Regions from separate parts of the Mus musculus genome. Here region 2 is linked to region 1. The links are chromatin loops, found by intact Hi-C in ENCODE. Cell type or tissue: gastrocnemius. All regions are shown on one strand. Links, peaks and the distances in the headings refer to the core of each region. The heading gives the core; the rest is flanking DNA. Region 1 overlaps Ahcyl2 (S-adenosylhomocysteine hydrolase-like 2). Region 2 has its middle 33 kb from the start of Zc3hc1.

Region 1 (15,652 bases), core at 4,573-12,572:
CTGTAGGCCAGGCTGACCTCGAAATCAAAGATCCATCTGTCTTCCTCTCGAGTGCTGGAAATAAAGTTGTGTACCACCACTGCACATGCCAGCTTCATGGAATGTAACTGCCTCAAACAACAAGAGTCAGTGTGCTTTGCAATTTTGTCTGCATGGATTTTAAAGCCCCCAACGCACATTATAGCTTACTTGAGTACAAGTTTCAGAAGTTTGCTTCTAGACAATAAGTGATTTTATTTATGAAAAAAATTCCCTCAGTTGTTTTTCTGCAGTGCGGGGATTGTACCTAGGGCCTTACATGTGCCAGGCAAGAGTTCTCTACCATCAAGCTGCATCCCTCAACCCTTTAGATCTTCTCTAAGAGTCAGCAATTTACTAGCCATACCAGGTGCCACATGCCTTTAATTCCAGCAGAAACAGGAGGATTTCTGAGAGTTGGAGGCCAATCTGGTCTACATAGTGAGTTCCAGGACAGCCAGAGCTACATAATAGAGAAACCCTATCTCAAACAAAAAAGGGAGTCAACAATTTTTACTTCTTCTATTTTTGTTTCTTAAACAGGTAATTGCTTATGTTAGGATGCAGACATAGCCACTTTCTAACGATGGCTATGCTTGGTTGACTTGCTGTGGAACTCTATGGACTGTGTATATTTGGTTATGAAGAGAGCTGAAAAACTAAAGAAGTTTTGCAAAGTAATTGGATTCATTTTTTGACATGAGAGTGGCAGGTAGAGGGATGACAGTAGTGCTTGTCACAGACATCAGGACTGTTGATAGAGTGTGTGGGAACTGAGTAGTACATTGGAAGTGGCCGTCATGCTCAGTCTTTCTTCCCATGATTTCTCATGTCTGTCGTTTCGTTTTCTTCCGGATAATCTGGAGAACCAGACTGGCTGCTTTAAGATTGACCTTAAATTGTTCTCATTTCTGGCTGCTGCACTCTCCCTTGAAAGTATCACAGCGCCATCTTCCCTGAGAGTGTTTTTATCACACCATTCTGCAGAGATTGCTGCCCTACTTAGAAACTGGCTTGGCTGCTCCTTACCTACCTCCAATTACTATCTGCCACTTCTCTTTCATTAAACCAGTGTCTTTACCTACCAGCTTAGTTCTCTTACAGTCCCCTCCCTTCACGTTGATGTATTGTCTCATGGTTCATAGTGTAGAAGGGGAGACCTATTTTAGATGTAATTCTTTCATCCCCTTACCACCACAAAGTTCTCTATGTTTACTCCTGTTCTCCTCCTGTTATAAATAAATATATTGCATGCTAATATATAATTATATCTAATAATGTAAATATATTATTGGCATTATTTTGTCTACTACACATTTATTTTTCTCTTAATAGATGAGCAATGTTGTATATCCTTAATGTAGAAAATTAGAAAATGTGCCAGCAATTTTGGAACCATTAAGTCTTGTTAGTCTCATAATGCAAATAGTGGTTCTCAGCAGCACCACTGTACTCCCCAAGGATACATTTGTGGATTCACCGTCTGCAGACCGAAGATAGTAAAATAAAAGTTGTGTCTGAATAATTTGACTTTATCTCTTATCATTATTCCTCAAACAATACAGTATAACTGCTACATGGCTTTTACTTTTTATTAATTATTATGAACTACCTAGAGATGGATTATAAGAAGATGTGTGTTCTATATAAATACAAGACCATTTACTTATCAGATTTTGATGGGGGAAGGGCATCCTGGAGCCAGTCTCCACCCCCTACTGTTGAGGGAAAAACGCTACTTAATATATGTTGATTACAAGGGATTTCCAAACACTTAAGGTTCCCCAAAGTATTATTAAAAGGCAAAGACAAAACTGGCTGTAATGTTATATGCCTTTATCCTAGAAATCAGGAGGCTGAATTGCCATACAGCCAGTACCAGGCCATCCAAGACTATGTAGTTAGACCTGATCTAAATGGAAAAAAAAAAAAAAAAAGAAAAAAAATCACAGACAGGTGTTTCATCTCTACCTTAAATCAGTCAGTGCTGTGGGGTCTAAAGGAAGTTAGTTGTTCATTTCTCAGATACTGACTTCTGGGCTTACACATGTGCATTGTCAGCGAGCAGTCTACTACAAAGCTACACTGCTACCCTAACCTAGATAACTCTGGTATTGAAAATGTTCTTATCTATGAGTGAGATGTAGGTGTAGTGACTTCTAAAATTTTATCAAGCTACAACCTTTTGATTTGTTTTTTGTTTTGTTTTGTTTTGTTTTGGTATTTGTCACATATGGTTTCTCTGTGTAGCCCTGGCTGTCTTGGACTCAGTTTGTAGACCAGGCTGACCTTGAACTTGTGAGATCTGCCTGCCTCTGCCTCCTGAGAGCTGAGATTAAACGTGTGTGCCAGTGTACTTTTTATGTAGATAAATTATGTTTCTAGAAAGTTTATTTAAAAGGAAAGACTATAGTAAAAACTATGCATTTGACATTTAATAACCACACACTTCAGTATTTTTACCTGCCACTTTCAGTGCCCAATCCCATAAGAATGCTGAATGTAAATTCTTTCTCATTCTGTTTTTTTTAGGGTTTCAGAAGTTTTAAGATAAACCTTGACTTTTCTTGGAGGCAGGTTTGAGGCGGACTGAACCCTGACCTAAGTATGTCTGAATTTGCTATGTCAGGAGAATTGTGGGTTTAAGTCCACACTCCACTCCCAGGTTAAAAGACGTAACAGGAAGGGAATACAGTAGCTGGGTGCTCAAGTGTACTGCAGTCTCTAACGGCTTAATTGCTTATCTGAGAGACCTGGTTGGATTAGTAAGTGGCAGGAGGGTACACAGCTGCCTCCCTGGTCACAGCTTGGTTATGCCTGTTTCTGTTTGCCTTGTCACTTCTTCCTCACACCTGTCTCCTTTCCTTCTCCTTCCCTCTGAGGTCCCTGTCCTAGAATCATCTTCTCTCAGCAGCTTGCATTCACTGTTTGTCTTGTAAGCGTTAACCACCTGAAATACAGGAATAAGACGCTAATCTCAGGGAGAGCTTAAACTCTAGTGTGGAAATAAGCAAATATGACCAACTGCCATATCCATATTAATGTGGACTATGACAGGGGTTATTTAGTAATTTGTGGACTTGAGTCTATGTTTAACCTTTTTATTTGTGTATGTGTATGGTATGTGAGTGCACACATATATATGCTTGCCATAGCATGTGTGGGGAGGTCAAAGAACAACTTTCCAAACTCAGTTCTTGCCTTCTATGTTTGTTTTGAGACAAGAATCCTCTTGTGTCTTGCTGCTGTACTGCTGCGACCAGGCGAGTGAGCTTCGGGCATGCTCCTTTATAATGCTCCTTGGGACTTCGTTTTGAGTAAAGTAAGGCAGTTTTGGAGCATTATAAAGAAGAAAGTGATTTGATGAGATTTAAAATAAAGAAGGTACTGACAGTCGTGTATATGTAAGTGAATTCAGCATCTCTGTGGGCCTCCACAGGTGGAATAATAGCAATAATAGTAAAGTTCATACCGCCCTAGGAGCATCCAGCTGTCCTTGCTCTTTTGAGTACTTTTTACCATTTTTATTTGTTTTAATACAAGGTTTCATATAGCCTAGCCATATTCTCCAGCCCTGCCTCCTGACTGTGGGATTACTGATGTGGGTCACTACGTCTGGTTCTGCTTTTTTGTTTTGTTTTCATTTATCATTTTGTTTGTTTGTTTGGGGTGTGTGAGTGTGTGTGTGTGTGTTTGTGTGTGTGTGTAAAATATGTGCAGTGGTACTTGTATGGAGGTCAGAGGACAGCTTCCCGGGGTGGGTCCTCTCCTTGCACCGTTTGGATATTTGGATTACAGACATTGAGCTGAGGTTGTGAGGCTTGGCAGGAAGCTCACTACCCAGTGAGTCATCGCCCCTGTGCCCTACTCTGCTGTTTACTTATTAACTTACTTGATCCTCTCAAAACTTCCCTTTAACAGAGGAGTAAATAGGCACAAGGAGACTAGGTAATTGTTCAAGTTACACAGTGAGTGGAGAGGCTTGGCCAGGCAGTCTAATGCTACTCTGCTATACCTGGTTAAGGCCAGTGTAGCTTCCTGGTACTGGGTTTATGTAAACATGCATATTAATCTTTATTTTAAAAATATAAGGCCTAGAACAATGGCTCAACAGTTAAGAGCACTTACTCCTTTAAGTACCCAGGTTTGGTTCCCACTACCAAGATGGCAGCTTACGCCATCTATAATTCTAGTTCTAGGGGATCTGCTGCCCTCCCTGGCTTCCCCGGGCACTGGACACATACAGTGCATGTACATATATACAAGCAAATACTCACACACATAAAACCTTTTTAAAAACCAACGTTATAAGAATAGTATTGTTATCATGTTTTAACAGATGAGGTAACAAAGGCTTTAAAAAGTATTTGGTTTGCCTGATGATAGCCCAGAAAGTGTTGGAGCTAACCTAAAGCCTGTTAAATCTTCACCAGTTTCAGAACATGAGGAAACTGAGAGGTGAGAGTCCTCCCATGAGTGAGGATGGGAGACGGGAGGGAGGGCTCAAGTCCTGCTATCATTGGCATTTCAAGCTTGAGGAGGCGTGGTAGCATCCTGTTCTGACAAGATGTTTGACACAAACAGCTTATAAAGGAGAAGGTCATTTTGTGTCATGGTTTCAGATTTTCATCCATGGTCATATGAGCACTTTGCTGGTCACCACAATCTGGTCACCAAGTCTTCGACACATCCAAACCATAACCAGGTATGGGACATCTGAGGCCTACCAATTCAAACCAACCTCATAACTAAGTAGATTGATCTTTGAACCCAGGTGGCTAGGAACTTTAGCCTTTAATAACCAATAGCTTCTGTGACTAAAGAATCATGACTGCATTTTCTTATGGCCTCAGAGACACTAAGTGGATCAGAAATACTGAATGTTGGGCTTGAATGTTTGGATCTTTTCATAGTCCACTTTTCCCCTCAGTTTGTCATGAGAGTCATCAGGTGATTTGCCCAAGACATAGGAAGTCACAGGAACAATCTTCGAGGATTTTCTAATTCATTGCCCTGTGCCTTGTGGCTCTAGGTTCCAAATGCTTGAAGCTTGTACACATAGTGACTTCTCTATGTGTGTGCTTTCTGACTTTGACCTCCAGAAGTCCTACCTTGATGCCTTTTCCACTGTGAGCATGTGCTTGCTCTGACTTTGGGTTATTTGGCATAGCCTCAGAGGTTGTGATTGTTCTGTGAAGTCACCACTGGTAGGAACACAGCTGGCATACAGGATGTTTAGCTGTTTTTGGAATTAAAGCAAGCTTCTTGAGTTGTGATATAGATGGCTTCTAGAGTTAGTCTAGTTTGTTGAGCTTGCTAGCCCCTCACCTAAATGCTGTTGTAGTATAGTCATGTGTGGAGTCTGCGTCACTCCTGCTCTGGCTGTGAATGGATCTTGTAGGATACATTATAACGAAGGGTAGTTATTGGGATCAAGTTTCTAACATATACCTGTCTCTTATGTCTTCCAAAGTTCATGTCAGTTAATGTGCCCTAAAGTCTAGGCGAAATAGCTGTTGTTTTTTTATTGTAGAGACAGTACAGAAAGGGGAGTAACACTGTAGCTTTCAAATGAAGTCTGCTTTAGTTAAACCTACACTAAGAAAACACAAGTTATGTTTAGGGTGCCAACATGATATATTTTCTTCAGTGTATTGCTAATTCTAGTTCCCTTCAGAGTCATTTGCTTCCATGGTTTAACATGACCATAAAGGCAGTCGTCCCTGTCTATTCAGTCATTATGTGAGGAATATAAACAAGAGTGTTTGGTAATTAGTGGTCATTGACATGTAATTCTAAGGGTTGGGCTCCCCTTCAGCAGTAACACAGACTTTTGACCTTGCTTTGTTCTTAAAGGCTCCATTATTGCTACAGATCAGAATGGTTTATAATTGATTTGGATCAAGCAATGGAGAGTAGATCATATATCCTTGCAGATTTAATATAATTAAGGATTAAATGCCTTCAAAACCACACCACGAAATAAGTCAGTAATATTAATCCTTATAGATATAAAATAATGTACCAAATCTTATAAAATGGGCATAAACATTTTAAATATATTGACTTTTATAAGTTTTCCCTATAGTGTTATAAGATACCCATACAGCGCACAGAATTTTAGAACTTACATTATCATTTCTTAGGCTTCTCCTGCAAGCCAGGCACTGTAGTCAAATCAAAGTTGACTAAGCCCCTAAGAAGCCTGCAGTCTATGAGGAGTGAGCCCACGGGTGCAACAGTTGTGATGAAGATGGCTAGGCATGGTGCTGTGGCCAAAGAGCAACATTAAACAAAAGAGAAACTCTTCATTTTAGGGGAGGTTTCATGAGGACACTTATTTCAGCCAAATTTTGGAGAATTTGAATAAGTGAGGGTGAAGGTGGTAAAGGTACTAAACACATTTTGCTTGAGTAGAGGCCTGAGGTAGGAAAGGGCGTGGCTAATGAGGTGTCATTAAGGCCTCAGTATATGTTCTCTTCCCAAAGCCTCTATCAAACTGGGAGATGGCAGTTTTATTTCATTTTTAGATTGGAAAGCTGGTGGGATAGTGAGGGTAAGTCGTGGCAGCATCTCACTCAAGATTGTCTGATTACAAAACCAGCCTGCTCATGGCTGCCACCCATGTGGTCTTCACCACAGGAGATAGCAGGTAATACAACTCACAGGCTCTAGGCCGCTAGCTAGTCAGTTATTGATGTTCTGCCTTCCCTGGCATCTTCCAGCTACTCTTCCTAGGTATTACAATCCTTCCCTGTGTTCCATACCCAAAGGATTCATTCTTTTAAACTGTGAAGCCTAAGTGGGGGAAGCCTGTAATCATAATTATAGTATGATTATTAGCGTCAAAGAAATGAAGCTTGCATCAGAGATTAGCATAGTGCTGGGCTGGCAAGGCAGCTCACCAGCTGACCTCTGACCTCCACACACGGACTTTGGCAAATACTCCCCTACACACATCTTTTACACACATAGCAATAATGAATGTTTTTCCTTCAGGTGGGATCTCACTATGTAGCCCCAGCTGGCTTGGAACTCACTCTGTAAGTAGACCAAGCTGGCCTCACACTCAGAGATCTGCCTGCCTCTGCTTCCCGAGTGCTAGGATGATAAGCATGTGTCACCATGACTAGCATTAATTTCTTACGAGTCCCTGGTGTTTCAGGTCTATGTTATTGGGCTTCCTATGGCAGGGACTGAACCTACATACAGCCTTGCACACAGTGGACAACTGCTTTATTCCTTGGCATCTCTCAGCCCTTTTGTGGTACTCTTGTTTTCTTGAATCTGGCCTCATACTCACTATGTTACTGAGAATAAATAACCTTCAACTCCTGATCGTCTTGCCTTCATCTCCTAACACTGGGATTGTAGGAATGTACCACTAGGTCTAACATCTCTCTGGTCTCCTCCTCCTCCTTCTTCTTCCTCCTCTTCCTTTTCTTTCTTTCTTTTTTTTTTTTTAAGATTTATTTATTATATGTAAGTACACTGTAGCTGTCTTTAGACAACCCAAAAGAGGGCATCAGATCTCTTCATAGGTGGTTGTGAGCCACCATGTGGTTGCTGGGATTTGAACTCAGGACCTTCGGAAGAGCAGTTGGTGCTCTTAACTCTGAGCCATCTCTCTAGCCCTTCTCTTATTTTTCAAGACAGGCTCTCACTGTGTAGACCAAGGTGGTCTGGAAGTCATAGAGATCTGTCTGCCTTTGTTTCCATGCCCTATGTTCCCAGCCTCTTACTGGATAGATAACATCCTCTCGAACTAAGCAGATAGATCTGCTTTGTGTATATAGATAGATAGATAGATAGATAGATAGATAGATAGATATAGATATAGATATGTATATCAATCACATTTTTTCAAGTTACGTTTTCTTTACAAATTTCAGAAATGTGCAGAAAAGAGGAAGCTTATATGGGGGAACATAATGCAGAAACAACTGGGATCCTTTCTAATCAGATGGTTTACATAGGAAAGGATACTGTGTTGGCATCCTGTTTCATCCTGACCCCAGACCCATGAGGGAAAATCAGCATTGGACTTTCTCGGCACTTGTCTGAGACCCCTGGGTCTCCTGTATGCCCTCACTGGGACCGGGATTTGGGGAGGTGGGGGTGTGTGGGAAGGGCTGGCGAGCAGTTCTGTCTAGCCTCTGTGAAACATTCCAGTCAGCATTGTGCTGTTTCTATAACAAAGGCCCCTTAGACCTTCTTGTGCCATCCCTCAGGGAGCCAGCAGAGGGAGCTGTGGTCCCAGAACTTTTTTCAGCATTACAAGTTTTAGCTTTGGGAAGAAAAAAACCAAACATCTTTCCTGACTTCATCTGAACTCCGATGCAATAAGAATTTAACTTGAGATAGGTGGTGGTGCCAGCCCCCTGGTGGGAGCAGACCAGGAGCTTCTCTAGCTGCTTGAACTTGAAAGCCATAAAGAACTCCGATTTCAAGGAAACGCCTGTTTACTGTACTGATCCAAATCAGCAGCTCTCAAGAAAGGGGAGTGCCTTCTTGACCTCGATCTTTATTGATCTTGGTATCAGCACTTGCAGTGACGTGTCCTGAGGGGGCGGGAGAAAGTTAACTAGGGCCTTATACTCAGAAGAAAGCCAGCCTGTTGCTGAAGGAAGTCTGCACAGAGGCGATGGTCTAGAGTGCCCTATAGGCACTGCAGTGCAGAGCTTTGCATCCGCTCTGATTCCGAGTAGTAGGCAGAGGTTTTGAGGCTGGCTGGTAAGAGATTCGCCAGGTGGTTGGCTCAGAATCTTGATCTGAACAGGAAGCTTCTGTGAAAAGAGATAAGAGCTTCTTTTAACCCCTGACCCCCGAGTCACTGGGCCTGTGGTGTTCTCTGTGGTCTTCAGGTAACCCTGGCCTTTGCAGACCAGCTTTCCATTTTGCTTCAGGACATCCCTTAGCCAAGCCTGCACTATGGAGAAGTGGGACGGTAATGAGGGCACCTCCGCTTTCCACATGCCTGAGTGGATGGTGAGTTCTGCTGCTTTCTCCTTCTGCTGCTTCTGACAGGACAAGGACCACTGCTGGGATCTAGGCTGGGCAAACAGCCACTATCTTCTGATTACCTCCTGTGCACTGGGTCTCTCCTGTGTGGTAATTGCCAGAGAGTCTAGGGAAGGGGAGGTAAAAGCAGGTAGGCCGGAGCAGCGGACTGCCCGGTGGTGGGTGCTGACCTACTATGCTGATTGATGTACTGAGCAGATGGATTGTTCTTTGATTGTTTTGTATTCTCTTTAAAGTTAATGTTAAGTTGTGCTTCGTGGGTATAAAATAAAAAAGAATATGGGTAAAGGAAGACACAAAACTAGAACTTATAAAATGTTACATTCTCCAGTATCTAGAAAATCTAACCATTTCTCCCTTCCCTGTCTTTTTTAGTCAGCTCCTTGTAGCAAGTGTATTGCTACAAGGCAAGAGTTTTACTTCTCTTCATACAGTGTTCCCAGATACCATATTTGCCTGATAAATAGTTTTAGTAAAATAATTTTAAGTTGATATTTGTTAATAAGAACTAGCACATAAAACCAACCTTGTGAAGCATGGTGGCACAGGCCTGTCATCCCAGCACTTGCAGGGTAGCAGCGGAAACTCAGGAGTTCAAGCCCAGCCTTAGCGACATAGTGAGTTTGAAGCCAGCCTGGACTCTAGCTGGTCCTATCTCAAAAACAAAGAGTGGCAAGTCGGCTGTTGATTTAAAAACTCTCTTAATTACATTTTGTTATGAGGGGAGGTGTTCACTGTCACAACACACATTTGTAAGTCAGAGGACAACTTGCAGGAGTCAGTTCTCCCTTCTGGGAAATATATCTAGTTCGGCTGCAGGGGTTTCTGTTCGATGATCTATCACCAGTCCCTTAACTGTTGATTTGAAAAAACTCCTTAGTGTCCTGACTGGTTTCTTATAACTCCTTGGACTTCTTGGACCCTGTCTATGTATTTCCCTATTATAAACTTGTTAAACTTTTATAATGCATTCTAAATTCTCTTTAGTTTATAGAGTTAGGGACTTAAAGAGATAACTATTAAAATAATAAGATTAAGTATATAGCAGATGTAACAAAGGCACAGTAGAAAATTCTACCTGTATATTGTGATTGTGAGGCTAGCCTGGGCTCTAGCTGGTCCTATCTCAGAACAAATGGTGACAATTTGTCATTTAAAAAAGAGATTTGCTTCTTTCACATCTGTGTGTGTGCCTGCTTGTCTGTATGCTCACCTCAGGTTTGCAGGTGCCAGCTGATTCCAGGAAAGGATGACAGATCCCCAGGACCTAGAGGTATAGGCTGTTGCGAGCTATCTTATGTGAATGCTGGAAATTGAACCCAGGGCCTCTGAGAGAGCAGCAGGTATTCTTAACCACTGAGCCATTTCTCCAGCCTATGTATGTCATTTTTATAGATGCTATTGGTATTGTTTTTAGTAATTTTTAGTATTGCGCTCATTTAAAAGATATCTGATGGAAAGCAGTTGTATTCGTAAGACGATTTCAAATGCAGTGACTTGGACTAATGGAAATTACTCTCTTCATTCTCTGGCTAGGTTTTTAACTCGTGTTTTGATTTTGTTCTTTGTTTTTGAATCTCCAGCAACTTAGTAATAACCTAAAGAGTAGGAAATTTGGTTTTGTTATAGGAGGGACCATAGCGAGACACTAAATTTCGTTTCTGAAAAGGAGTACTACAGGAGAACCCTACTGGACACAGCCATACCACTCCAGAGCAAAACAAAGGTTCTCGTAATTTACATTGTGTAAAGAGCAGTCCTCCTCGTTGTCCCCAGATAACATGTCTGCTCAAAAAGAGCTTCTCCCGAGACTGCTCCTTTTGCCTCTCTGCTTATGTGGACAGAAAGCTCTCCTAAGGGACTTAGGACTGTTTCTTAAGGCATGTGACCAAGGGCTTCCTAGTGTATGGAGGGCATTTTAAATATTTTGATGTATCTCTCTCATTTGGCCTTTATTTAAAAAAACAAAACACACACACAAAAAGACAGGAAAATCTCTTTAATCAGTAGGAAAGAAGTGCAGACCAGAAGAGAGAGGCTTATCTTCAGTAATGCCATGAGCTCAGTTGTTCTTTCTTCGACTTTTGAGGCTTTCTTTCAGATACTGCCCAAGTCATTAGCTTCTGATCTGGTCTGAAGGTGACACTGATAACTGCTTAGCCAGCAGCTAGCCCTATGCACCTCTGGTGCATTGCCTATAGATTTTCAGATCTCACCTGCAAACTGTAGAAGTGCCTTTTAATCTCCAATAAAAAACTCTGGAGCCAGATCCAACGTGCAGACAAAATGTCAAGAAATTTTTAACAAATGTCTGCCTTACTTTTCAGTATGTAGATTAATGTAATGAACTCACTACTGCAATGGCTCTGCTGCTGAAGGACACAGAGGCCTCTCACATGCATTTTCTGGAGGAACATAGAGCAGAGTTGTACCCTGCCACCCAATGCCCATTGTTAGTAATCACCAGCAAAGGGTCGTGTGTGCCCTGAGATTGATGGAGGATTCAGGCCATACTCTTTCCTGATATGTCTTGGGCCTTTGTAGGACAGTCAGGACAGAGTATGGAAACCCCAAGCTCAGTAAATGACAAGGTAGACCTCATAGGTGACACTCCATCAGTCACTGGAAATTCCTGCTGAAACCTCTGCTCCTCAGCAGTTTTCACATGAAGGAATTTCTTACCTTTATCCAGGCAGTTAAGATGCTGGGTTATTGGAGGGCTCACTCTGGAAAGATTTACTACCGTATTTTATTCTCCCTGATAAACCCTCGGGCCCTCCTGTCAGGTAAAGCATCTTGTTCTGGACCCGTGTGGACAGCAGTAAGTGCTGCTGGGTTTCACGTTTCAGTGTTCTCCTCCTGCACTCTCTGCAGTGCTTGGTAGTCCTCCATGTGGACTCTGGTTGCTTAACCTTCTTGAGTACAGAGCCAGCTTGCTGCAGTATTCTTTGGGCAAAAGTAATCCTTTTTTTTTTTTTTTTTTTGTAGGTAAAGAGTTATTTAGACTGCTCATTTGGTTTGGAAATCAAATACTCTTTAGGAGAATTTGAACTATCTCTGCTTGGCAATAAAACCTAAACTTTATGCATCACTTTTAGGCATCTGTGTATTCTAGGTTATGAGTTTTTACCTTAAAAGAATAGAAATATTAATATTTTAGATTTGTGTATCATTATGTAGCCCTCAAAACCTTCTTGTACCCTTTTTTTTATTAGATATTTTCTTTATTTGCATTCCAAATTCCTCTTGTACCCTTATTTTGGCACATTTTTATGTGTTGTGGTGCTGTGTGTGTAGATGCTGGAGGACAACTTGGCTGTGGTTCCTCGGCACTGACTACCTCTTTTTTAGACAGAGACTCACTGGCCTGGAACTCACCAAGTAAGTGACCCTGGCTGGCCAGCGAGCCCCAAGAATCTGCTTGTCTTTGCCTCTCACGTGCTGGGATTAAAAACTTGGGCCACCAAGATGGCTCTCTTTACATGAATTCTGGAGACTGAATTGAAATCAAACTCAGGCAAGCATATTTGCCTATAGTGCCAGAGGCTCTAAGTTCAGCTCCCAGCATCACGGCTTAAATAATAATACCACCACCTTGCTTTTTGTGAAATTAAGATAATAATGCCGACTTGGTGGATTATTGTACCTGGCCCAGGACGGTGGCTCAGCAAGTAAGGATGCTTGCTGTCAAGGGTGGGCCTCAGTGTGATCCTCAGAGCCCACGTAGGAGGAGAGAACTGGCTCCCACACTGTCCTCTGACCACCTCCCCACCCCCACATGAAATATATGTAGTAAAACATCTTTTAAAAGATACTTGCATACACTAATAGAAATAACCTGTGGGCTTGCAATACGCATTAGCACATCACCTCTTCAGAGAAATCAGGGAACACTTTCTTTTCCCTGGAAAGAAAGACTAGCTTTGCAAAACAAGCTATTATGTTGGCCTTTCTTGCTCTCGACAAGCAGTTTCTCCTCCCCTTTCCTGTCCTCTCCTCCTCTTCCCTCCCTTCCCTCTCTACTCCTCTCCTCTTTTTTCTTTCTCTTCTCACTGTCAAATCATATCCCCACCCAAATCTATAGCAGGCACCTAGTGTAGCATTCCTTGGGTTCCTTTCAGAAATCAGAATCGATAAGAGAGTTTTACTCTATTTGGTTAAATCTTTGTTTGGCATGTAATAAGGTCACTGTGATTCTGGGACCTCAGTGATAAATTCTCCCTTGTGATCACACCTTCCAGGAAACATTTTTTTTTTAATTGTGTAGAGAGTTTGTATGTGTGTGTGTGTGTATGTGCACATCAATGTATTGGGTGTGCGTACTCAACATATGTGCATATGTACACCCACCGTGTGTATAGAAGGAGAAGTTAGAGAAGGATATTGGATAGCTTTTATTGCTGTCTGCCTGTTGCTTTAAGACAGGGTCTTTCCCTGACCCAGAAGCATGGAAGCTCGCCATCTCCACTAGGCTGGCCGGCCAGTGAGCTCCTAGGAGCTGACTCCACACCAGAGTGCCTGGGTAATAGTGCACCCGGCCACGCCCAGCATTTTACTTTGGTACTGAGAATTCCACCTTATCTCCCCCCACCATACTTCAAAACAAGGACTCTTGACCGTGGAGCCCTCTCTCCAGCCAAAACATGCCTTGCCTTGTCTCTTCTTCTTAAGTAAAAAGTGAATGGGATCACTCAGTACTAAATAAGCTTCCGTCTTGAGATAAAACTAGATACTGAATGTAGAAACCAGCATAGAAAATATGCAAACTCAGTCATGGTGGTGCATTTGGGGAACTAAGGCAGCCAGGACAGCCTGAGCTGCATTGTGAGACTCTGTGTATAAATAAATATACAAATAAATTTTAAGGAAATAATTGAGAATAAAAAAAAAAAAAGAAAGTTGATTTCCTTGGTGATAGAGCTAAATCTAGTGTCCCCTGCCTGGCTAACCCAAGGGCAGAGTGTAGGTAGCATGGGGCTTCCTGACCACTTGACATCATTCATGTTTTTTCTTCCTCTCTTTATAAATTCCCTCATTGTTTCGGTGGCTCTGTAGTTAATTTTTTTCTAATGAGGTGAGGTTAACTAAAATCATCTGACATAGAAAAGGAGGAGGTAAAGTTAAAAGGGAACCTAATGAGCAAGTTAATTATATCAGGAAAAAGTGCACTGGTTATATAAATGAGCCATTGATGTATGCATGCATGTTGGACCTTACCTAGGGACTTGTTAAGGTCAAAGGAGCTGTGTAATAATGTGTTAGGAAAAAAATAATAAAGCAAACCATCCAGGGCTAGGAATGGCCGCTGAGCTGCTAACAGAGCTGCCTCATTATTAAATCCTGTTGGACGGCTGAAAGGGTTGTTGGAGCTGCTTCAGAGATAGCCACCTCCCTCAAAAGGGAAAAAAAAAAAAAAATAGAAGCAAGCTGGAACCAGAGCCAACAGAAGTGCTGATGAGGAAAGTTTAAAAGACCTACCACAAGGGTCCTTGGGCCAAAGAGGTGTCCTATTGCCGGCAATGTCACTGTCTGCTGGCTGGTAGCGTCACTATGCTGAGCAGCAAGAAGAAATACATTGTCAATAGCAACTCTGGGATTAAAGCCCAGGTGAGGCTAAGCTCCTGTTTGCCAGTCTTACTGCGGCGGCCATTACCACCCAAGGCAAGCTGCTTATTCCCTCTCTCCCCTCCTGTCTAGCCTTCATCCTTCCCTCTGGCGTGTGGTGAGTTACCCATTCTACCAGCCACTTTCTTCCCTTGCCTCGGTGTTAGACAGTGCTCAAGTGGAAGAAGAGGGGTGCCTGCAAGATCTCTGGTTTCTATAAGGTAGGAAAGTTAGGTAAATCTTGGAAGATCCTGCCAAGGTACCGAAACTCTCAGGGCAGATCATTGTTTTACAGAATTGACTGTGAGAGAGCAGTGTAATGGTACTGATGCAGCCACCAGAGGTGCCCCACTTAACCACGTTTGTTATCGGTGAATAGTAAACCCTTGTTATTGAGAAACTGCATAACTCACTATATTAAGTGGTTTCTCATTAATACTCTTGTATATTAAAAAGATGAAGGGGGCTTGAATTTAGTGAGAACTTGAGAGCCATTCTCAGTGTACGGTCTGTTTCCTTAGAAAGAGCCGAAGTCGGTGCCAGGATTCCAACAGCTGAGACTATAGGACAAGGAGCTCAGTTTAATGACACTACCTTGTGATGACAGAGCAGCTGGGTTTCTGCATGACAGTGTTAGGCTATGTAGGGGCAACTCAGAGGAGTGACTGGCCCCCTCTAGTGGTCAGTATGTACACCTACCTACCTGTCTGTGTGCACACACATGTGGCTGTTATGCCAGTGTGTATGGTTGGCACAGGGAGGTGGTGTTGCATATCTGAGGTAAGATTTATCTTTTAAGCCTTTTTAAAAAAGGGGTGCTCTACTGAAAATGTGGCTTTATTGTGGTCTTTAGAAAGATGTTCATTCCTTTTCCTTGATGGGCCTCTGAGAAAGAATGAAGGCATGTAGTTATCGTGAACCACATCGGTGACCTGAATGTCGGCATTTGCACTTGAGTTCCGTGCACCTTCCACCTTTCTCTTGCCTGTTTTATCAACCCTTAAAAATT
Region 2 (15,652 bases), core at 2,571-10,570, 500 kb after region 1:
TCCCCAGTATCCACATGATTCAAATGTTCCAGAGTATACAATGCCTTCTTCTGGTCTCTGCAGGCAGCAGGCAGGTATTTATGCAGGACAGACACACACACACACACACACACACACACACACACACACACACACACATACACACACACACACACACACACACACACACACACACACACATTAATTAATTAATAAGTCTTAAAAAAAAAAAAAGTCCTGTTAAGAAAGCTGGGCCACCAGCCAGGCATGGTGGCATACGACTTTAATCCCAGCACTCGGAAGGCAGAGGCAGGAGGATTTCTGAGTTTGAGGCCAGCCTGGTCTACAAAGTGAGTTCCAGGACAGCCAGGGCTATACAGAGAAACCCTGTCTCGAAAAAAATCACACACACACAAAAAGAAAGCTAGGCCATACACTTGCTGGGCACATAGCTTTCATCATTTCTTTGCCTAAACTTACTCCAAATTTCTCCTTCCCAGCCCTGAGCTGGTCTTGCCTTCTACTTCCTACTTGGCTTGGATACTTCCTATCTGCAGGGGGCAGCCTTCCAGATCCCCTCCCCTTCCCTCCTCTCTCATCTCTTTTTTTCTTTCTGTTTTTCTCCCACCAGAATATGATCCAGAGTTTCTGTTATGTAGTAGTCTCAGGCTGAATTCAAATTCATGATCCTCCTGCCTCAAGGCTCACAAGTACTGAGGTTGCAGGTGAAAGCCACACACTGTCAGGATCCAGGGCTCCAGGGCACTTTCAAAATAGGACATTTTTTTCCTTTTTTTTTTTTCTTTAGACAAGGTTTCAGTGTATAGCTCTGGCTATCCTGGAATTCGTTCTGTAAACCAGGCTGGTCTTAAACTCACAGAGATCCACCTGCCTCTGCCTTCTGAGTACTAGGATCAAAGATGTACAACAGTACCACTGGGTCTCAAAGTAGGATTTTACTGTTGCTGTTTTGGTTGTGGGGTATGTGTGTGTGTGTGTGTGTGTTTGTGTGTGTGTAGGTGTGTGTGTTGGGGGATCAGACCTGGTACCGTAGATACGGTCAACATTCAGTGTTCCACTCAACTACACCTCCAGTCCCTCAAAGTAGTTCCTTCAATGTGACGGTTGCACCACGAACTTTGCCACACCCCCAAACTCTTGCAGGTAACTGTAAACATATTATTTGTTCACATAATTAGCACACAGTTTCTGAGGCCCTTCTGGGCCAGGCATGTGCTGAATGCTTGGTTATGTGTAGGGATGCAGAGGACATAGCCGACCTGGCAGTTGAGTTCTGAGGTCAAAGGTCATCATGCTCTGCTCATGCAGTCACCTCTTTCCACATTCAATTTGTCTCACTTATTCCTTGAGCCCTGATGTGACACTATGCTCTGAAGAAACTCAGTCGTCAGATTCTCCATGTGCCCTGAAGAAGATCAAAACGAACTTCTCATCAGAATCCTGTTCCGGTACAAACTGCATTTACCTCTAGGACACCCAGTAACTTTGTTTCGAGGGAAAAGCACTAAGATTGATGTTGCTGATAGTAGAACACCGATGAGCAGCAGCTTCTTGAGCTAGAGGCAGCACATGTGCCTGCCCTGGCTCCACGGAACAAAAACTGCTTTCAGGTGCCAAAGGAAATGGGCGGAAGGATCTGGGCGGAAGGAGGGAGGGCTGCGTGGGCAGGTGTCTGTGAAAAGAGGGAGGGCTGAATGGGCTGGGGAGGGCTGAGTGGGTAGGAGACCCGGTTCTCTCTAGGTTCTTGGTCTCAGTTCAATGTCAGCCAGGTGTCCCAATGTTTTGACATTATGACATGATGTTGCCTATAAAGTTCATGAATCAGAAAACTGAGTTGCAACATTAAAAGAAATAAAAACATCTCAGGGCTGGAGAGATGGCTCAGCCTCTAAGAACATTGGCTGCTCTTCCAAAGGACCAGGGTTCATATCCCAGCACCCACATGGCAGCTCACAACTGTCTATAATTCCAAGATTGGACATCCTTACACAGATATACATGCAGGTAAAACACCAATGCACATAAAATAAAAATAATTTTAAAAATCTTTTAATATTTTAAGTAATTTTATGATTCTGTGTTGGGTCTCATTCCTAGCTATACTGAGGTACATGAAACCCTTGGCTATGGGTTGGACATACCTTGTTGGGTAGGGATCATAAGCTAGATCAACTGCTCCTACAATTTTGAGGCAACTGACAAGCTTGGCACTAAACTGGGGAGGGGTCATCACCATACAGACAGGGAGCACTGCTTCTTGGAGCCTGTGGAGATGTGGTGGCTTTGACTCCCCAGTAGCTTGGGGGTTTGCAAGGTCAGCCAGTAGGAGCTGAAGTTAGAGCCAGGGAGGTGGATGTAAGCTGCCTCATGGTGACTGGCTATCACTGGGTTAGCCAAGAACACAGGGAACGTTGCATTTGGGATTCCTCAGAACAGCAAAGGGCTGGGGCTAGTGAGGCATGGTGGGTCTTACTGTAATCTCAGCATTTCCAAGGCTGAGGAGAGTCAGGAGTTTGAAACAACTGGAGGATGTCCCCACGATCACCTCCATGGCACTAAATTCCTGCTTGGGTAGTTGGAGGGGCACAGATCAGATCTCCCAAAGGCTGTCTAGATTCTTGCCAGGAATGGATAACCCGTTACAGTAGCATTCATGGCAGTTTTGGCATCTGTGACAAGCTGCCATCTCTCTGGGTGGCTTGCTGGTTCAGTGGTCCAAAGGTGGGGCACAGTCCTGATCCCAATGAAAAGGTCATCTGCCTGTCACATTCTATGTATGGCTTCAGATGTCCTGAGCCACTTCCTGGCCCATGGCCTGCTTCTCATTCAGATTCCTCGGGGCGATTTTCCTGCAGTCTCTGTTTTCCAGGCTACCTGTCTTCTCCTCTTGACCCAGTCTTTCCTTCAGCTTTTGATTTTGTTGTGACAGTGTGGTGGCTAATCTTGATTGTCAACTTGACACACCTGGGAGAACTCTCAACCGAGGAAGTGACTGCATTGGGCTTGCCTGTGGGCATGTCTGTGGGGATATTTTCTTGATTGCTAACTGACGGAGGATGGCCCAGCCCTCGGAGGATGGTGCCATCCGGGGGCGGATAGGCCCGGGTTGTATTATAAAAACAGCTGAGCAAGCCAGGGAGAGCAAGTCAGTTACCAGGGCTCCTTCCGACCTCTGCTTCACCTCTGCTTCGTTTCTGTCTCATTTTCCTGCCTGACCTCCCTCAGAGATGGAGATGTAAGATGAATAAACCCTTTCCTCCCCAGGAGGCTTCCAGTCAGAATGGCTTATCACAGAAAAAACAAAACAAAACAAAACAAAAAAACCCCAAAACCAAAGACTGAGCAGGGTGCCCTGCAACCCATACTGGGGTCTGAATGCTGACCTCAGGTCTCCAGGCTTGCGTGGAGCATCATGCTGGCCCTGACATGGAGATTACAGGTATGGACGGCATCTACTGCCAATCTCACTTTTAAACTGGCAGAGTGTTTTCATGTACAAAGTCATACGTAGACTCGGTGCCCTGATTTTCCCCTCAGATTATAGAGTGGTAAGAGACTTCTTGGTTCCCAGGTTCTGTCCTGGAGCCAGGCCAGCATACCTTTAATCAATCCCAGCACTCAAGAGAGACAGGCAGATCTCGGAGTTTGAGGCCAGCCTGGTCTACAGAGAAGAGACCCAGGACAGCCAGGGCTACACAGAGAAACCCTGTCTAGACAAATCAAACCAAAAAATAAGAACAAAAAAATGAAGGGTTCTGTCCTGGGGAGTTCCATTATGAGCCCCGTCTAATGGGGTGGTACTGAGGGTGAGGCCGGACCATCTCCTGACGGACTCCTGCTACAGGAGCCCAACTGCTCTCTGCCGACAGACACAATCATCCTGTGTGGAGCTATCTTAAAGGCCAGAGTGGGGAGGCACCCAGGTTGGCAGCTTAACCAGAAAGCCAGTCATTATGACACTGAGGTCATTCTTTTAGTCAGCAAGGCCAGAACTAGGTCTCCCTCCACCCTCCCTCCGCTCCCTCCCCCAGGGGGGCAGTCTGTAATCAGGCTCACTTCAAGAAGGGTAGAAAGCATGAGGGGCTGTGGGCGGCAACAGGAGCGCTGAGGCTCAGATGGCAGAGGGTGTCACCAACCCTCTAGTGCTGTGGGAGTTGCGGAGAGAGGCCAGGCAAAGCTCTCGGGCAGGCGCTTGGTGGTCTACTCTCCTGGGGAGCAGAGAACTTCATTCCTACCCCAAAAGGATGGCTCCCTTAAAACAGACAAGCATCATGGTACATACCTGTGATCCCAGCACCTGCAAGGTAGAGGCAGGAGGATGGAGAGTTTAAAGCTGACTACAAGAGAACCTGTCTCAAATATCAAAACACAAGGCAGGGTGAAGGGGCACAAGCCTTGAACCCCAGCTCGTGGGCGGCTTGGCAGGCAGAATCTCTGAGTTTGAGTCCAGCCTTACAGTCACTACATAGCAAGAGGCATGTCAGCCAGGCTTACAGAGGGAGATACAGACCCTGTCAGGAAAAAAAAAAAAAAAAGGAAGGAAGGCCGGGTTGTATGCCTTAAGTCCCAGCACTCTGAGTTCGAGGCCAGCCTGGTCTATGGAGTGAGTTCCAGGACAACCAGGGCTACACAGAAAAACCCTGTCTCAAAATAAATAGATAGATAACTAAAATAAAACAGGGAGGGGAAAAAACAAAAACAAAAACAAAAACAACCAAGAGAACAGGTTGGTGAGATGGCTGCTGTTATGACAAGGACCCACCTAAAGGTAGACAGACAGAATCAACTCCAAAGTTGTCCTCTGACCTCCACTCTTGTGCCATGATAGACCCCTCCAATCACACACACATCTTTTTTTTTTAAATTAAAAAAAAAAATTAGGGGCTGAAAAGGTGACTTAAGAGTTAAGAACAAGTGTTGCTCTTCCAAAGGACGTGAGTTCAATCCCATACGTCTATGTCAGACAACTCACTTCCTGTGACTCCTGCTCTAGGAGACCTATGGCTTTTGGCACACACACACACTCTCCCTCTCCTTCTCCCTCTCAAAAACAGAAGCAAAACAAAACAGCACCCACCCACATCACTTCCTGTTTCTTGCCCGACCTCACTCACGGCCCCTTTGGCTTTTTTTTTTTTTTTTTAATAGGACCTCATGTAGCCCATGCTGGCCTTGAACTCACCACTTATCCAAAGCTGACCTTGAACTCCTGACCCCTCTGCCTCTGCCTCCCGAGTCTGGGTTCACAGCTTTCCATGTTGGCCTTCTAGTGCACAGATGAGCCCTGCTATGGGTGCAAACATTCCCCTCACAGAGGGTACCCCCAGTTTTTCTCCTGCCACACCCTTGCCTCCCTAATGCACTAAATCCAAAGAGCTGGGGACTTTCTTGTCATTTATCCTCATTTTTAACGCCTCAAAGAATGTTTTCTAACTCTGTTGTGATTTTAAGACTGATTTTTTGAACCACGGCACCCATATTTGCCCTCCTTTTACTTTGAAAAATTCCTGGGCTAAGTTTATGGGAACTGAGCCCAGATCACAGCTGACCACTGAGGAGCAAGAGAGCTGGGGCCCCTGCAGACCAGTAAGGTTCAGGGAGAGGATGGAGGTGTGGACCGTGTGGTGGAAGGAGGAGGCCACTGCCCTGTTCATTCTATGCCTTTTACTTTGACCTGTGAAGTGATTTTTCCAGAGACTCTGGGATCCCAGCATTGTGCTCACCTCGCAGTAGGCATTAGGCCTTCTGGCCTCTGATCTGGGGTGCTCACCTGCCTCAACTGGCTTTCTGAGGGGAAAAGAGGCAGGAAGTGGTGCAGCTGACCAGACTGAGCACAGGGAAGGCGCTCCTGACTCCCTGTGGCCTGCTAGTCCAGATCCAGGCTCAAGTGGCCGCAGGATAGATGACTCAGGTAAGCCGTGCAGGCCAAACAGGCAGTGTCCACAGCCCAGCAGGCCGGGCCTATAATTAGCTTGCCTGTTGTCTTCTTAGCACCATCTCCTAAGGGTGGCCCTGCTGGGCCCTGAGCCAAGGCTGGAGGAGGCTGGCAAGAATGTGGTTATCTCACTTGGTGTTTGGTTGCCCAAGATGCTGCTTCCCGATGCTTCTAAAACTGGGCATCGAGCTGAAGTACCAGCACCTCTGCTGATGGGGGAGAGCCACTGGGCGAGAAGAATCCTTCCCATAGCAAGGATGAGCTAGCGAGACATTCTGGGATGTTTTTGCCTGAGCCCAGTGCCCATTTCTTTTCCTCAGACCCAAAAGTCCCTACAGCCTGGAGACACGGGTGGCCAGGTGTGCAGCTAAGGATTGCTTAGCAACCACGTAACAAACATCAGGTCCCTTAGCTCTTAAGCAGCCCTTTGACATAGACACTGACTACTCCTGCCCCTTTTACATATCAAGAAGCAGAGGCCCCAGGAGCTGGCTCAGAAGACAGACTGATAACAAGGGCATCCAGTATTTGAGTCCAGATGGCCAGATCCCGACTGACTCTGAGCTGGCTTGGCCACAACCTGTGTGCCGTCTTGGCTGTCACTCCCCACTCTGACCTTGGCTGAATGCAGGGAGTCAGGCCATAGTCTTTGCAACTTTGTGTCTGGTTCTACCGCTGGACAGGTATGGAAAGGGCACTGGGTGGAAGGCCCTCCCTTCCCTGGCCCTGGACAGCCATGTTTACTTCTGGTTGGGAAGTGTGGCTTCATAGGCACCTGACTGACCTGACGGGGTGGTAATGAACTCATGACCTGTACCACTGACTCACGGGCCAAAGCTGCTTCCCCACTCCATTCCTCAGTTTCCCCGGTGGATCAAGGGGCAGTAATGACCTCTTTGTGTTCCGTGCCGCCATGAATCGGGGTCAGTGAGCATCAGTCACACACCCTGGAATGCTCACAAGGAAAGGGTCATCTGCCGGGCCCGAGCTGCACGGTTGCCCGTGATGACATTGCTCTGGCCCTTGGCCCTGTGGCCACGTCCTCCAGGTTTTGTTACTGGCTTAACTCTGTGGGCTGGGTTTGGAGTGACTCAGCCTGAGTGTTGGTGACACCTTGGGAGGACTGGCGTCAGTGCAGCCATGTGGAGCAAGGTGGCTGCCAGTGGCTCGTCTCCTCTTGTGGCTTTCTCTTCTGGCTTCCCAGTCAGTCTGGTCTTTAGGCATTTCTGCACGCCTCTAATGGTGGATACAATGTCTCTAATGCTGGATACAAGGGATTAGCCCTGAACTTTAAGGAGAGCATCCTCAGGAGTGCCTTTAATCCCAGCACTCGAGAGGCAGAGGCAGGAGGATTTCTGAGTTTGAGGCCAGCCTGATCTACAGAGTGAGTTCCAGGACAGCCAGGGCTATACAGAGAAACCCTGTCTCAAAAAAAAAAAAAAAAAAAAAAAAAAAAAAAAAAAGGAGAGCATCCTCCACTTCTCTGGATCTTCACTAAATACATTCTCTTTCCTCTTCTCTGGGCACCCACCTCCATGCTGTCCATTTTCCTATCACTGGACTGGTCTGTGCTACAAAGCAGGCAGCCCCAACTTCCAGTCTACACTGACTTAGACAAGACAAAGCCAGATGCTGTGGCGAGGCTGGCGAGGTGGTGTCTGCCTTCCATAAGAGCGCTAGGGAGGCACATGGAGGTGGGTCTCTGTGTCTGAGGCCAATCTAGTCTAAATAGAGCAGAGGTTCTCAACTTGTGGGTTGCAACCCAACGTGGGAGGGGTTGTCAAGTGACCCTTTCACAGGGGTCACATAAGGCCACCGGAAAACTGGTATTTACATTACCATTCCTAAGTGTAGCAAAATTAATTAGTCATGTAAAAAGAAAAAAAAAATCACGAGAAACTGTATTAAAAGGGCCACAGCATTAAGAAGGTTAAGAACCACTGACAAAATTTCCAGACCAGACAAGGCTACAAAGTGAGACATTTTCTAAGACAAAACAAAACAAAACAAATCAAAACACCCGAAAAATGATGCAGAAATGAGGGTGAACCATTTGGAAAGGAGAGTTGTCGCCCAGGGCCTGTCCCCCAGTGATTGGTGGCGGTGGGTCCGTGGTTGTTTGAAAGGCAAGCTGGAGTTTAATGTGAAGCACTGGCGGCACCTAATGGCTCTAGTGGGTACTGCTAGTATTACAGCTTGACACTATAGCTAACCTGACCTTGAGTCTGGACTAAATACCTAAGTTTTTGGAAAGTGGGCAGATGCTATGGCTCTCATAAAGGGGAAGTTTTCTAAGTTTTCTAGCCATTTACTACCTCATACGTCACATTTTCCTGGATGTCTAGTTACCTACAGAACACAGATCACTCTAGTTACACACGTTTTTGACCCACATTAGATAAAGAGCAACTTAAAAACTCTGAGTATCATTCCACTATATGAATAAACTACATTACAATAATAGTCCTGGGCTGGGGAGATGGATCAGCGGGTAAGAGCACTGACTGCTCTTCTGAAGGTCCCGAGTTCAAATCCCAGCAACCACATGGTGGCTCACAACCACCCATAATGAGATCTGGCATGTCTGAAGTCAGCTACAGTGTACCTATGTATAATAATAATAAATAAATCTTTGAAAAAAAAACAATAATAGTCCTTTGATTTTTTTTTTGAGGCAATGTTTTTCTTGTTTTGTTTTGTAAGACAGGGTCTCAGTATGTGGGCCATCCTGGAACTATGTAGGACAGACTGGCCTCAGTACACACAGCTTCACCTGATTCTACCTCCTGAAAGGTGACATTAAATGCGCCCGCCACTGTGAATGACTACACTATTTTTTAGATCTATTTTCTGCATATGGGTGTGTGTTCTGCATGTATGTTGATGTGCCACGTGCATACTTGGTGTGAGAGATGACCAGAGGGTGTCAGGTTCTCTAGAACCAGGGTTATGGATCATGTGGGTGGGGAAAACTGAACTTGGGTCCATTTTAAGATCAAGATATGCTTTTAACCTCTGAGCCATTTCCCTGGCCCTTACAATAATCATTTCAATAATTTAAATGATAGTCTCCCAAGCTATACTCTGTAATCAATTACCAGATGTTTAGGTTATCTTCAATTTATTTCAAGTAGAAATATATAAACATTGTCATGCATATGTCTTGTCTTTTGTGGAACCTTGGCTAGACTTTGGATACAGATGGTCCAAACTTGAATGTTGGCCCTCATTGGCTAGTGACTTTGAGCAAAGTATTATGTTTCAGCATCCTCATTTGTGAAAAGGAATAGTGATTATATGGGGCTTTAATGATGAAGCTAGGCCTCGTGTGTAGGCAAATGTCTGAAAAAACGAGTAAGATCAGTTTTCCAGTGTCCTCCTGCTGAGCACTGCTCTTCCGTCCTCCCCACCTCCCTCACACTGCACGAGAAGCACATTCTAGACACAGCCTTGACTCTTAAGATGGCCACAGAGCTGCCTCATTTGTGGGGACTACAGTGCAGCTTCCTTTCTATTGGCTCTTACTGGGCTAGACAGGACTGGCCTGGAACTGAACAGACTTTGAAAAGGGTCGCGTGTGTGTGTGTGTGTGTGTGTGTGTGTGTGTGTGTGTGTGTGTGTGTGTGTATGTCTGGTCTTGACTTCTTCCTGAAGGTAGTGAAGGCCTTCCTGGTAGATAAATCTGGAGTCCTAGGCATTTTGGTTCCGACTTCTACCCCCTGGTTGCTGGTCACTTTCGTCTCTACAGCTCACTGATGTACTGGGTAGACAGCTCAGAGCATCGAGTACAAGGTCAATAAACGGATTAAAACACTCTGACCCTCAATCCCTGTGACCTCACTGCCCTACCCAGAGGCCTGTGCACGGTCTCCTGGTCCTCCATTGGTTTCAGCTACATGAATCAATTTAGTTAGGGAGGCACTGAAAAGAGAACATGGGCTAAAGATGGAAAGAACAGCCTCTCAATGAAGGGCTCAAGTGTAGCATTCTCTCCTAAAGGCATGGGTCAGCGGGCCAGATGACGGCTCTATAAAGCCAAAGAAAACCCAGAATAGGAAAGGAACTAAAAATAGTTAGGAAAGCTTGAGGAGGAAGCGTCTGAGCTCTTGGTGGTGGTCAGGCCATACAAGCAGCTGTTTTTGTTGCTGAGACAGAGCTGGGTGGAAAATAGTCAAGAGCTGGGTTGAGAAGCAGTCCCAGTTGTCTACGGGTGTGATGACCAAATGTGGAAAGCCCCTGAAAATAATGTCCCACTCGGTGAGTCTATTACAATTGGCTAAAATCTACAAAGAGCTAGGAAACTAGTGTTTTATGAGCCGTGGCAACACAATCCTCCTTTCTACCGAGGCAGAGCTCAGCTCAGGGCTTGGGAAAAGAGAATCACAGAGTCACGAGGCCTGAGTTATTCCCGGCTGCAAGGCAATGGAAAGAGCAGAAGGTTGGGAGGGAGGGACTGGAGTGTCACTGTCTGCCACACTCCAGCTATGACAGAGTGAGGGATCAGATATCTTCGAGCGTCAGTCTTCCCCTAGGCAAGCAAATCAGCTTGCATGAGACACCCGACCTCTGCCAAACAGAGGCTCCTAGAGGCTCCAGTGCCAACCCTGGCAGGTCAACCACAGGGCTGGGAGGATGGAGAGAAGAGAGTCTGGATGACCTTGACTCTCACTAGGGCTAAGGACAGTGAAAGAAGGTGCAAACCTGGGAAACAAAGAAGGGGGAACTGGGAGCTGTTACCCAGAAGACAAACAGAGGTTAGTCAGCATCCCATAAGACTGCCCAATAGAATTAATAAAGTGGGAAATCTTATAGGATTATTTTTGTGGGTAATAAATGTATTAGTCTGTTTTGTGTTGCTGTTAGAAAACACCCAAGACTGGGTACTTAATAAAGAAAGAAGCTTTTTGGTCATGTGGTGGTGGCAAACGCCTTTAATTCTAGCACTCAGGAGGCAGAGGCAGGTGGGTCTCTGTTCTACAGACTGGATTCAAGAACAGCGAGGGCTATACAGAGACACCTTGTCTTTTGTTTTGTTTCGTTTTTTAAATTTTTCAAGACAGGGTTTCTCTGTGTTCCCCTGGCTGTCCTGGAACTCACTCTGTAGACCAGGCTGGCCTCGAACTCAGAAATTTGTCTGTCTCTGCCTCCCAAGTGCTGGGACTAAAGGCATGTGCCACCACACCCGACGAGAAACCCTGTCTTAAGAAAACCAAAAAAAAAAGGGCTGGTGAGATGGCTCAGTGATTAAGAACACTGTTTTTCCAGAGGTCCTGAGTTCAAATCCCAGCAACCACATGGTGGCTCACAACCATCTGTAATGGGATCTGATACCCTCTTCTGGTGTGTCTGAAGACAGCTACAGTGTATTTATGTATAATAATAAATAAATCTTTGGGCTGGAGCGAGCAGGGACTGAGTGAGCTGGGCCAACCGGAGTGAGCAGAGGTCCTAAAAATTCAATTCCCAACAACTACAAGATTCACAACCATCTGTACAGCTACAGTGTACTCATATAAATAAAATAATAAATAAACAAACAAATAAATAAATGAGAGCTGGAGAGATGGCTCAGTGTTTAAGAACACTGACTGCTCTTCCAGAGGTCCTGAGTTCAATTCCCAGCAACCACATGGTGGCTCACAGCCATCTGCAAAGGGGTCTGAATCCCTCTTCTGGTGTGTCTGAAGACAGCAATCGTGTACTCATATACATAAATAAAAGAAAAAGAAAACCAAAAAAGGAGGGGGGAGAAAAGAAAGAAAAGAAAAAAGGCCACAGTTCTGAGGGCTAAGAGCACAGTCAGCGTTTCTAGTGGGAGACATGTAAGACAGCGATCCCAAAAAGCTTAGGGTTTCTCTGTGTAGCTCTGGCTGTCCTGGAACTTACTCTGTAGCCTCAAACTTAGAAATCCTCCTGCCTCTGCCTCCCAAGTACTGAGATTAAAGGCATGTGCTACCAACACCTGGCCTTTTTTTTTTTTTTGAAAGTTTAACCTTTTTTTGTTTTGTTTTAATTTGTTAAAAATCATTTTATTTTGTGTACATGTATGTGTGCAGTAAGCATATAACACCATCCACATATGGAAGAAATCTGTTGTCTCCTCTTCTGTGGGGCCTAAGGATTGGTTTCAGGTCAGCAGGCCTGGCAGGCACTTCTACTCACTAAAGCATCTCTCCAGCCCACCGTTTTGGGTTTTTGAGACAGGGTTTCATATAGCTCAGGATGGTCTGGGATGCTCTATGTAGCCTTGAACCCTTGACCCTGCCTCTACCTCTCACGTGCTGGATGTAGGAATGCACTATCATGTCTGGTTTTTGCAATGTTGTAGGACCAAACTTGGGGTTTTATGCATGCTAAGCAAGTACTCTTCAACTGAGATGCCTACATCACCAGCCTTCCAGACAAAGTCTAAACAAAGTACTATTGTGGTAACCATACCGGTCCCAGGAAAACCAGAATTCACCCTATGAGGAAAGCGTCAGTCTCTGCTATAGGCCCAACTTCCATCAATGGAACCTCTCCTAGTCTCAGAATGTTTGGGTGAGAGAAAAAAAAAAAACCATTCAAACCACAGCACTAAATTAATAAAAAGAAATAATTATCTTTTAATGGGACATTAAAAACAAAATTCAAGCCAGATATGGTGGCTATGCCTGTAACCCCAGCACTCCAAGTCAGGATCTTGAATTTAAGGTCAGTCTAGGTTATTAGAGAGAGCCAGAGCCTGCTCTCAAAAACTCGGAAGTATCTGGGCAAACAGATCAGATAAAAAAGTGTGTTCGTGATAAGGTGATAAGTAAAAGGACAGGGATTTAATCCTCTAAAATCCACGGCTGGGTGCAGATGTGTGCCTGTGATCCCAGCTCTGGGGAGATGGAACAGAGGATCCTTGGAGCTGGCTGGCAGCTAATCTAGCCTTATTGATAAGACTCAGGCTCAAACAAAGTAGACTGAGTTCCTCAAGGTGACATCCAGGGTTGTCCTATGCCTTCTACACATACAAACACACGAATGTACAGCCACACACATGAACATGCACACACACACACACAACTATAAAGAATCAAATCAGCCAGGTGTGGTGGTGCACTCCTGGGATCCAAACTCTTGGGAAGCTGAAGGAGAAGGCTCAGGAGGACAAGGTCATGCCCACTCACACAGGGAAAACAGCCCAGGCTGGGTTACAATGTCAAACAGAGGAACCAAAACCAGAGGGGCCGAGAAGGTGAAGGGATGGCTCAGTGGTTCCTAGTGCTCACATGGCAGCACACAATTCCAGGGAATCAGACACCCTCATCTGGCCTCCACAGGCACCAGGTGTGCCTGTGGTGCCTAGATATACATGCAGACAAAACACCCATTACACACTACAGTTGGTAGAAAACCATAAAAAGCAAGCAAGCAAGCAAGCAAGCAAGCAAGCAAGCAAGCAAGCAAGCAAGCAAGCAAGCAAGCAAGCAAGCCAAGCCAGCAAGCAAACGAAAAACAGCAGGGCCAGTGAGACGGCTCAGGAGGTGAAGGTGCGGCTAGAAACCTGAGGTTGATTTCTAGAACCCACCTAAAGGTGGGGGGAGAGGGCTGGCTCCACAGGGTGGGACCCCACATGCTCATGGTTACATATGGAACATGGCTTCCCAGCACTGAATCCTCCACTCTGGATTTCAGAACGCCATGTTTAGACAGCAATCTAGCCACAGGACAGCAATCACCACGCTAAGTGTAAGAGCTAAGAGTGGGGTTCAGGTCTGTCATTCCAACACTCGAGCGGAGGTGAAAGGATCCCAGTGTGTGCTGACCTGAGGTACCACTGAGCCATCTCTCCACCTGAGCTATCTTGATTGGTTAGGCCACATCCTCAAGGCCACAACTGACCTTGCCTGTGTGTGCGTTTGTGTGTGTGGTGTGTATGTATGTAGAGCTCTGAGGATTTCCGTCTTATTTCTCTGACACAGGCTCTCTCACAGAACTTGGAGATAAATGATGCAAGCAAACCAGCCAGCCAGCATCTTCCTGTTTCCACATCCCCAGCATCAAGGCCTCTGGCTTTTGTGTGGGTGTCGGGAATCCTAATGTAGGGCCTTCTGGGTTTGTTTGTTTTGTGTGTGTGTGTGTGTGTGACAAGTTCTTTAATGACAGAGCTGTCTCCCGTTTCTCACCACTCCCCTTTTCACATCCAAACGGATCACGTGACACTTCCATCAGCTCATGCCCAGTGCATGGCCACTCCCCTTCCCTTCTCTGACCCTGCCTTGTCTCAAGGCTGCGTTTGGAGGCACCAGCATTCATTTCCTGGGCATGAAGGGCATCTCTCTGCTCAAAACTTCCTACAGACTTCCCCACAGAGTTGAACTCAAACTCTTAAGTCAAAGTCTCCATCTGACCCAGCTGTCTCTAGTGCCCATCTCAATGCAAGGCTAGCCCCAGAACACTTGCCTAACCCTGAGCTCATTTGCCAGTGTCCATTGCTGTTGTTTTTGTTTGAGGTACTAGGTCTCACGTGTACTAGGCAAGCACTTTACTGCTGAGCCACACCTCAGTTGATGTGTTTTCTTCTGAGCTACAGCCATGGCCCTCTCTTTTCTTCTCCTTCTCCATAACACTCCGCCCCCAAGTTTCTGGAGTAGCTATAGTTGTGTCCTATTATATTTAGTTTAAACATTCTTCCCCCCTCCAAAACAAAACAAAACAAAACAAAACAAAACAAAACAAAACAAAAATAGGGCTTTTCTGGGTGGCCCTGGCTTTCCTGGAACTTACTTTGTAGACCAGGCTGACCTCAAAACAGAGATGCTCTTGCCTCTTTTTTTTTTTTTTTTTTTTGGTTTTTCGAGACAGGGTTTCTCTGTATAGCCCTGGCTATCCTGGAGCTCACTTTGTAGACCAGGCTGGCCTTGAACTCAGAAATCCACCTGCCTCTGCCTCCCGAGTGCTGGGATTAAAGGCGTGCGCCACCCCGCCCGGCTCCTCTTGCCTCTTAAGTGTTGGGATTAAAGGTGTGTGCCACCACAGTCTAGTTTAAACAATGTTTTTAAGAACTGAGTACCCACTGAGTGCTATGCATCTCACTGTGTTGGGATTAAAACCAAGGAAGGCAAGCTCCCTTTTCTGTCCTCCCAGGACCTGGCTCCTGCTCCAGCCTGCCTTGTGTGAAGTCCTGAGTGAGTCCAAACATGCCAATGACCCCAGTGCCTCACCCCATAGGGTGGTTCCTCTGGTCTCTGTGTGGATGTTAGCAGTCCTCCTTCTCCCATTGACTCTTAAGCTGAGACTGCCCTGAGACCTACCGAGGCTGGCTAGTCTTCCTGCACCAAGTACAGTCAATGTCCTGAGGCTGTCCTGGCCGAGTGTGAGCAGCTCACCGGGTCCCAGGTCCTCCCTGTACGTTTCTGTGTTTGCTTTTCCTTCGCTCCCTCATTACCCCAGTCAGTTTTCTAGGACTGAGTCATGTAGACTCAGCTCCACACTTGCCAGGATGCTCTCTCCAACTCCATCTGTAGCACTAGCCCCCTACTCCCCACCACCACCCACACCCTGGTTTCTGAGACAGGGTCTTTGTGTACTCTTAGCTGTCCTGGAACTCTGTAGACCAGGTTGGCCCCAAACTCAGATATCTGCCTGCCTCCGCCTCGTATGTGCTAGAATTAAAGATGTGGACCACCATTACCTGGCCTTCCTTTTTTTCTTTTTCTTTCCTTTTTTTTCCCCTCAGTCTAGCCC

The links. Peaks named below come from ENCODE experiments on the same cell type or tissue, not always from the same donor. Only the 100,000 strongest peaks of a DNase experiment are listed, where the experiment ranks them.
Region 2: it touches region 1 in a loop (4-fold over the local background); 11 of 42 quality-filtered maps call a loop at or near these places.

What each region holds. Positions count from the first base shown.
Region 1 is chr6:29,845,134-29,860,785 of GRCm38, forward strand. All of the region lies in intron 1 of Ahcyl2 (S-adenosylhomocysteine hydrolase-like 2), which reads left to right. Among named protein-coding and RNA genes, the nearest start is that of Strip2, 64 kb to the right of the region's middle. In gastrocnemius, for the core only: a CTCF peak has its summit at 8,258 (motif pointing right); DNase peaks (open chromatin) are centred at 8,273 and 9,075; H3K4me3 peaks cover 391 bases; H3K27ac peaks cover 487 bases.
Region 2 is chr6:30,349,883-30,365,534 of GRCm38, forward strand. No RefSeq gene overlaps it. Among named protein-coding and RNA genes, the nearest start is that of Zc3hc1, 33 kb to the right of the region's middle. In gastrocnemius, for the core only: a CTCF peak has its summit at 5,908; DNase peaks (open chromatin) are centred at 6,018, 6,523, 6,945, 7,636 and 1 more place; H3K4me3 peaks cover 692 bases; H3K27ac peaks cover 6,213 bases.